Regions from separate parts of the Homo sapiens genome. Here region 1 is linked to region 2. A link is a contact called in ENCODE Hi-C or POLR2A ChIA-PET data. All regions are on one chromosome and are shown on one strand. Each heading gives the region's core, a stretch centred on a gene start or an enhancer-like site at or near the end of the contact. The rest is flanking DNA. Distances are from core to core; before and after follow the strand shown.

Region 1 (3,863 bases), core at 281-2,780, 81 kb before region 2:
AATTTATGTCTAATTCCTAAGGTTGTGGTGAGGATTACGTGAGGTAACATATCTATAAGTGAATTTTCTTTTGCTTCTTGCTGAAGTTCCACACACAAGACTAAGTAGTTCTTAACCATAAAACGTTATATAAGGTTTATTTACTTTCAGTATTATGGAAATGAGTGCAAGCAAAATAGGATTATATTCTGTAAATATATCGGGAGGGGAACAAAGAAGTGCTATCGTCAAACACAGTGCCCCAGATCTTTTTGCCAATACAAGGTGACATAAGGACTCTGTCTCAGGAACCTCATGGGAAAAGCACTCCCTTCCTTTTTAAGTGATTTCTGAAAGCAGAGGGTGATAATTCTCTTTTCATATTTATTATCCTCAGGAAGTAACTTCTTCATGTATCTTGATGCTCAGAGAGGTCATTTGGGTCTATGAATCTAGAACACTCAGAGAAATATCTAAATACAGTCTTTTCAGTGAAAGGACTGGTCAAAGAAGAATCCTGGTCTGCCTCAAATACCTGAGATCCCTATTTTCAGTGTATTATGGCATCTAAAATTTTTAAAGCATTTTTTTAAGCCTGCTTCTCAAAACTTAGGGAAAGCAGTAAAGCATAGATTGCCTTTTATCTCCCTCAGTTTTTCAGAATTCATAATGCATAAGAGAGGTCAAAGAATAAAGACTTCTTTTATTTCTACAATGCTTTCACAAAGTGTCCAGAAACAGGGAAAACATGATGATAATGTTACCTGCCAGAGATAGGTAAGATCTATCTACAGATATACCTACAAAATGCAAACAAGACCCTTGAGCTTAAGGAATTCACAAGGATATTCATAAGGCTGCTTTAAAGGTAAGCATAGCTGTTAGATATTCTGTACATAAACAGGAAAGAAATCTTTAGAATAATTACAGGCTGGGCGCAGTGGCTCATGCTTGTAATCCCAGTATTTGGGAAGGCCAATGCAGGAGGATCATTTGAGGCTAGGAGTTCAAGACCAGCCTGAGCAACATACTGAGACCCCTTCATCTCTATGAAAATCTAAAAAATACATAAAATTAGCCTGGTGTGTTGGCACATGCCTATATTCCCAGCTACTCAGGAGGATTGCTGGTGCCCAGGAGTTAGAGGCTGAAGTGAACTATGATCACGCCACTCCACTCCAGCCTGGGTGATAAGAGTGAAATCCTGTCTCAAAAACAAAACAAAACAAAACAAAACAAACAAAATCCAATAAATCTTAAAGTGATCCCTCATCAATACTGAAAAAAAAAAAAAAAGACTTCACACAACACAAGCACATCTCAAAAGCAAAATTTGACAGTAAGTTTCTGGACCATGTTCAGCAGTCAGTCCTTAACTAGTTTATTCTAAGATGGGTCCGCATTAAAAGTGAGAGTGTGTATGTGTTTTGGAAGGTGGGGTGGTAGTTCCTGACACATTAACAAGGTGATACAGAAGAAAGACTTAGATTCCATTCAGATGATCTGGTTTTGAAAACCAGTTCTACCACCACCCAAGTAATCTTAGGCAAGGCACTTAACCTCCTGGAGCCTCAGTTGTCATACATAGGAAGATTAATGACATGTACCTGGCTTATCTCCTTTGTTGCGTAAGTCAAGATAATAAAAGTGAAAGAATATGGCCTGTTAGAAGAATCGCTGGGCTTGAAATCAGAGAGTCCGGGTCAAAGTCTTATTTTAGACACTTTCTAATGACCTTAGGCAAATTCCTTGCAATTTTGGGTTTCTTCTTCTGTAAAATGGGGCTATTTCTTCTGTCTCAGGACATACCACTTGGGATCAAATGAAAACACCTGATATGAAATAAGGAAAGCTATACACCACCACACAAATCTGAATGCTATTGACTGATACAGGGCCATGCAAATACAGGATGTTACTGTTATCTGCTTACTAATACATATCAGCAGCTTTGAGTTTTCAACCAAAATTTGATGATGGTTGTAGAATCACCACTCTCTTGGAGGCTTTCTTTCCCTCCATCCTCTGCGTCAAGACATGCTTAGTAAATAGCTTTCCACATCAAAAAACTCACAGCCTGGGTTCTGAGCAGTACTCGCCTATGGGAAAATAAGCAGAATGAAAGAAAAGGGCCTGACAACTCTAAGAGCTGCTCTGCCCTTGCAAGGATCCCATCTGCAAGGAAGGGAGGTATGAGGGGAGCAAAGGAAGAACTCCTTCCGTCGGCACAAGTTGTTTCCCAGGGACGAACTCTGATCCATGACGGGACTCTGCAATGGCAGCAGCCACAGGTTTTATGTCCCCGAGCACAGTGGCCTGATTACTCAGTTACCAATTCCATCAGCAGCCTGAGGAATGAGGTTGCTATTTAACAGTAGAAGAAAAATAAAGGTAGAACCTAAGGCCTGGTGATCCTTAGGGCACATAATTAGTTTCTCTTTTTTTTTTTTAAGTTGAAAGTATCCAGTTTATGGGTACAGTTAAGAGTTAATAAAAACAGCAACTATTAAATGACTAAAAGACATCATTCCTAAAATAAAAGCTCCTTGAGGTCAGGAGGTTTGGTTTTGTTTTCCTTATTTTGTTTACTGATGTATTCCAAGAACAAAGAACAGTGCTGGCATTCAGTAGATGCTCAATAAGCATTTACTCAGCAGACGGATGGATGAGCTGATGAACAGGTTCTTCCCGTGGGTTCTGGAAGAGCTGTACCAAAACCAGGCTTTTTTCGAAATACCTGCAAAAAAAAGTGGATGATTCCAAATCCAACTGAAGTGTCTGCTCTCTCTCCAATTCAGAACAACCAGAAGGGCCTGTCTGAATTAGTAATGCATTAAAGAAAAGTAGGATTATTATATTCCAATTCTTTCCATCAGATGTAAAACATTATTGGTAGATCACATCTGTTTTAATAAATCTGTAAGAAAGACGTGTAATTATAATTATGTTACCATTGTATGTAAATGGCATTTTAACAAGACATATTAATACATTTTTATAGAGTACTTACAGCATACACTACAGAAATACTTAAAGGTGCTATTTTGATTGCTTGGATTCTTAAACGTTCCCTCTGAAGTCTTTACATATTAGTGTATTTAATGTTTCTTCATTTCCGGGTAAATATTTTTACCAGTTAAGACAAAGGCAAATTTGAGTTCCCGGGACCAAATATCAAAACATTGAGGACAAAAGGGTTTAATTTTTTTTTAACTTTTGTTTTAGGTTCAGGGGTGCATGTGTAGGTTTGTTATACAGGTAAATTACATGTCATGGGGGATGGGTGTATGAATTATTTTGTCAACCAGGTAATAAGCATAGTACCTCATAGGTAGTTTTTCAGTCCTCACTCCTCTTCCACGCTCCACTCTAAAGTAGGCCCCAGTGTCTAGGGTTTAAACTAATGAATGTTTTTACAATTGAGTTTTCATTTACTTTCTATGTTCTGGCTTCAACAGGTTACTGAAGCTGAGTCTCTCTCCTCACAGGCATCTAGGCCTGACAATCAGCTGTGATGATGTATCTTTGAACAGTTGTATCTCTAAGAGGAGGCTATAATTAACCTTGAAATTAATATCTTAATATATCAAAAGTCAATTGATTTATTTTAAATGCTTAGTTTTTCAACTCATTTTTCATTTACTTTCTAGTGTTCATTCCCTATGATTAAAAATACATATGAATATGTATATACAGGTATAAATGTACATGTTATAAACATACATACAAATTTCATTTTCTATTACCTGAGCACAAAGGAAAAAAGTAAAATCGGCTTTCTTTTATCTAGTTCTTAGGTTGAGTTTGTATTACAAAGAAAATGATTTATTAATGTATTTATTTGAGATAGGATCTCACACTATAGCCTCGAACTCCTGGGCCCA
Region 2 (3,543 bases), core at 780-3,279:
CTTTGGGAAGCTGAGGCAGGCGGATTGCCTGAGCTCAGAAGTTCGAGACTAGCCTGAACAACATAGTGAAACCTCATTTCTACTAAAATACAAAAGATTAGCTGGATGTGGTGGCACACACCTATAGTCCCAGCTACCTGGGAGGCTGAGGCAGGAGAACTGCTTGAACCTGGGAGGCAGAGGCTGCAGTGAGCCGTGATCGTGCCACTGCACTCCAGCCTGGGTGACAGAGACTCATCTCTAAAAAAAAAAAAAAAAAAAAAAAAAAAAAAAAATGAAATGACATAATGTACAGAGTGTCTTGCATTAATGTCTAGCAAACAGTATCTGCTTAAAATTATTATCTGTTATTATTTCATAGATAGATACAATTCAGGTACTAAACTGAAAAGTATAAAACATCAGACTAAACTTAAAACTTGAAATGTATAAAAGAGATGTCTCTAGGAAATAGTATAAACTCAGGACATGACTTATGTAGGTATCCTCCATACAGTTTATTGTAAGCATTCTATTTGAGTAGAAATGATGTTTGGTAAAGGTAATCACACCTTAAACAAACTGAAAAGTCTGTTATCTAAAAATAATGCAGTACTTTGATGGCTTACATATTGTAGCTTAAAAACACATATTACATTGAATTATACAAGGATTTCTTTTGGAAGTGTTTATTTGTATATGTATCTGTGGATCTGTATTTTCACATAATGGAGTTGCTTAAAGTGAAGATTATCCCATATCCAGGTATAATTATACCAGCACTGTGAAAGTCCTCTAGCTACATCTGGCCAGGTCCTCCAGGACAAATCCGCATTATTTTGCCCTAATTTTAATTTTTAATACATGGGACAGAGTCAAAGTTTCTCCATATTCTGTTTAACTCAGGCAGTTATTCAAAATTCCTGTCTTTTGCAAACATCAATTTCAACCTTGACTTAAAGAGAAAGAAATGAAGCAAACACAAAGAGATAAAAGGAAAAGCAGAAAAAAATAAAATGCACCCTTTTGGCCCTGCTTTCTACAGGAAAAGAAAAAAAAAAATGCTGCTTCCCTAGCCTCATTCTGACTCTGTTCCTCATGGTTACTTTCAGAAAAAGCCAAAGGGGTAGGGGTGGAGTGGGTATGGAAGAAGGAAGGGAAGGGACGGATTATAAGGAAGGTAGGGGAAAAAATAGCTGCAGAAGAAAAGACGAAAAAAGAAGAAAGGAGAGCTGAAACCCGACACTCAGGAACTCAGGCCTCCAGCAAGAGACTTCTTGGACAGCAAACCTGCCAGCCGGGACGGGACGTGGACTGGTTCCAATGGCAGCCTTCATTAACGCTTCATACACTCAGCCCTTAATTTACAACCGTTTAACGGCAAACATTCCACAAGTACCTTTGAGGGCAGAAAGAAATCTAAGAGAAATTAGGTGCCTAGAGAGCTCCCCTCAAAGGCAAGAGCCCTTTCGTGCAAGTAAGCAATTTTGCTGCCTCCCATTTTTTTTTTTTTTTTCAATCTGTTTGGGACTTTGAGGGCTGGGGTGGGAAGGTAGTGGAATGGAATAGATAAACAGCCAGTCAAGAGCTGTGGGGAGGTTGACAGAATTGGGGTGCAGGTACATGTAGGATACACAGAAGCTTTGTGTCTGTGGAGGCTGTATGAGTCTGTGGGTGAGCAGCATGTCTAAGTGGGTGGAAACATGTATAGCTAAAGGCAGGAACTCTTCCCATACAGCTAAACCCTTGTTCAAGCAATTTAAATAAACAAGAACATTTTAAAAAATTAAAACCCCACTAAAACAATCCTTGTGGAGCAGTTTTCTTGAGTGCTTAAGTAGAGACCAGATTCAAAAAAGGATTAAGAGAATGTCGCATAACCAAGCTGCAGAAACTGAAACCGAGCGGGGTGTGAGGGGAGATGGCTTGGAGGGTGGGGCCCTCCCATAGCAATTTCAGCAAGCCTTTCTAGTCATCCCTTAAGCTTTGTTTCCCTTCAGCCCATACCTGTGCGTACTGTAAACAACTCACACATGGTTGTAACTAGCCAGGGCCCAGAACTGGTTAGGCAGCTTTTCTCCCAAGGCCACAGTGAAGAATCAGTCTCAGCCAAAACACAGGAGTCCTGGAAAGAAGACTTGAACTCCCTCTTTTCTGGCAGGAGAATGGGGAAAGGGAGGCTAAACAGATTACCTTTTAACTAACAACTTTATCTAAACGGATTAACATTGAAGATTAACCTTCCTGGAGCCACAGAGCTGAATCCCCACTCCTAGGGTGCATGGCTGAGTGGAAGCTGGTCTCTGCTCTCAGCCAGGATCTGGTTCCAACCTCTGTCTGAAACGGAGGGCAGTATCTTAGCTAACTTCCTTTTAAAGGTGCTCTCTCAAGTCTCTCCAGAATGGGCTCCATGGAAAGTTAATCCCACAGGCTAAGGGGTCTCATCTTCACAGTATCCAACTGCAGCATTTAAATGCACTTCATCTTCCCTGGAACAACAGGAAAATACAGTGAAAGCTCAAAATGAGGCAGGTGACAGGGACTGGGAAGAAGGGCTTGTACTAAGCGTGGAACAGGTGAGATGCAACACCATGCCCTGTTCTGCCAAAATTAAGACCCTCCTGCCACAGTTTAAGCTAAAGTCTGTGTACTCCCTCATTCCCACCTCCTCCAGAAAAGGGCACTTGCATGCTTTCTGTTAAAGTGAGATGGTTTTTTCCCCTATTCCAGTGGAATACGGTAAAATCCTTATCCCTTCATAATGGGCTTACCTGAAAGTGAATGAGGCTTCCTGGGAAAACCCTTCTAAAGGAGTGTCGGATGCCTCAGAAAGAACTAGAGTTACCTTCCTCCTTTCTGTTTCATCAAAATCATAGCAGTTTCTTAGCTTAGGGACTCTAAAGGTGGTTGCTATTGAACTGTGAATCTGGTTAATCTCAGGTTAAGTTCACCTCTGTGTCTGCTTTTTTTTTTTTTTTTTTTTTTTTTTTGAGACAGAATCTTGCTCTGTCGCCCAGGCTGGAGTGCAATGGCACAATCTCGGCTCACTGCAACCTCGGCCTCCCAGGTTCAAGCAATTCTTTCTCAGCCTCCCGAGTAGCTGGGACTACAGGCGCCCACCGCCACGCCCGGCTAATTTTTGTATTTTTAGTAGAGACGGGGTTTCACCACACTGGTTAGGCTGGTCTCAAACTCCTGACACCTCAGGTGATCTGCCCGCCTCGGCCTCCCAAAGTGCTGGGATTACAGGCATGAGCCACTGCGCCCAGCCCTGTGTCTGCTATTCTGAGAGCAGAAGAATCTCCAATTTTTATAAAATGCAAGCCATTCCTCAGGTATGAAGATGACAACCTCTGGCCCATTAGAAGTGAGTTGTTTGGATTACTTCAGTGGCTGGATCAATCTTGATCGGTGTGACCAGAAGCAAACGTGTCTGAGATGGCTTGACCACTTTAGGGATGAAGTCTGTGGCCAATGAATGCAGTAAATAAACTAACAGGCCCACAAGGGATTGAGCCCCTAGTCATGTGTTTACTAGCCCGGTGCTTTAACCAGTTAAGCTAC

Evidence for each region. Hi-C counts contacts between places; a loop is a spot of excess contacts on that map. ChIA-PET counts read pairs that join two places held with the same protein, here RNA polymerase II (POLR2A). Pooled maps may share reads with other maps.
Region 1: a loop to region 2 is called in a map of PC-9, with 5 times the contacts of the local background. The contact joins two enhancer-like sites. A Hi-C loop is called at or near these places in 2 of 168 maps with a recorded cell type or tissue (Caco-2 and PC-9) and 2 of 50 pooled maps. POLR2A ChIA-PET finds 5 or more read pairs at or near these places in 7 of 52 experiments (A549, CD4-positive, alpha-beta T cell, H1 and 4 more).

The regions. Positions count from the first base shown.
Region 1 is chr1:164,681,163-164,685,025 of GRCh38, reverse strand. The region is part of intron 2 of PBX1 (PBX homeobox 1); the gene reads right to left. Among named protein-coding and RNA genes, the nearest start is that of PBX1-AS1, 92 kb to the left of the region's middle. Within about 2 kb of position 1,530, at least 3 of the 41 ENCODE cell types and tissues checked have a DNase peak (open chromatin) inside an H3K27ac peak, as active enhancers do; they include PC-9, where a contact is called at or near this core.
Region 2 is chr1:164,600,662-164,604,204 of GRCh38, reverse strand. The region is part of intron 2 of PBX1 (PBX homeobox 1); the gene reads right to left. Among named protein-coding and RNA genes, the nearest start is that of PBX1, 43 kb to the right of the region's middle. RefSeq lists enhancers at 460-1,224, 1,225-1,990. Within about 2 kb of position 2,029, at least 23 of the 41 ENCODE cell types and tissues checked have a DNase peak (open chromatin) inside an H3K27ac peak, as active enhancers do; they include PC-9, where a contact is called at or near this core.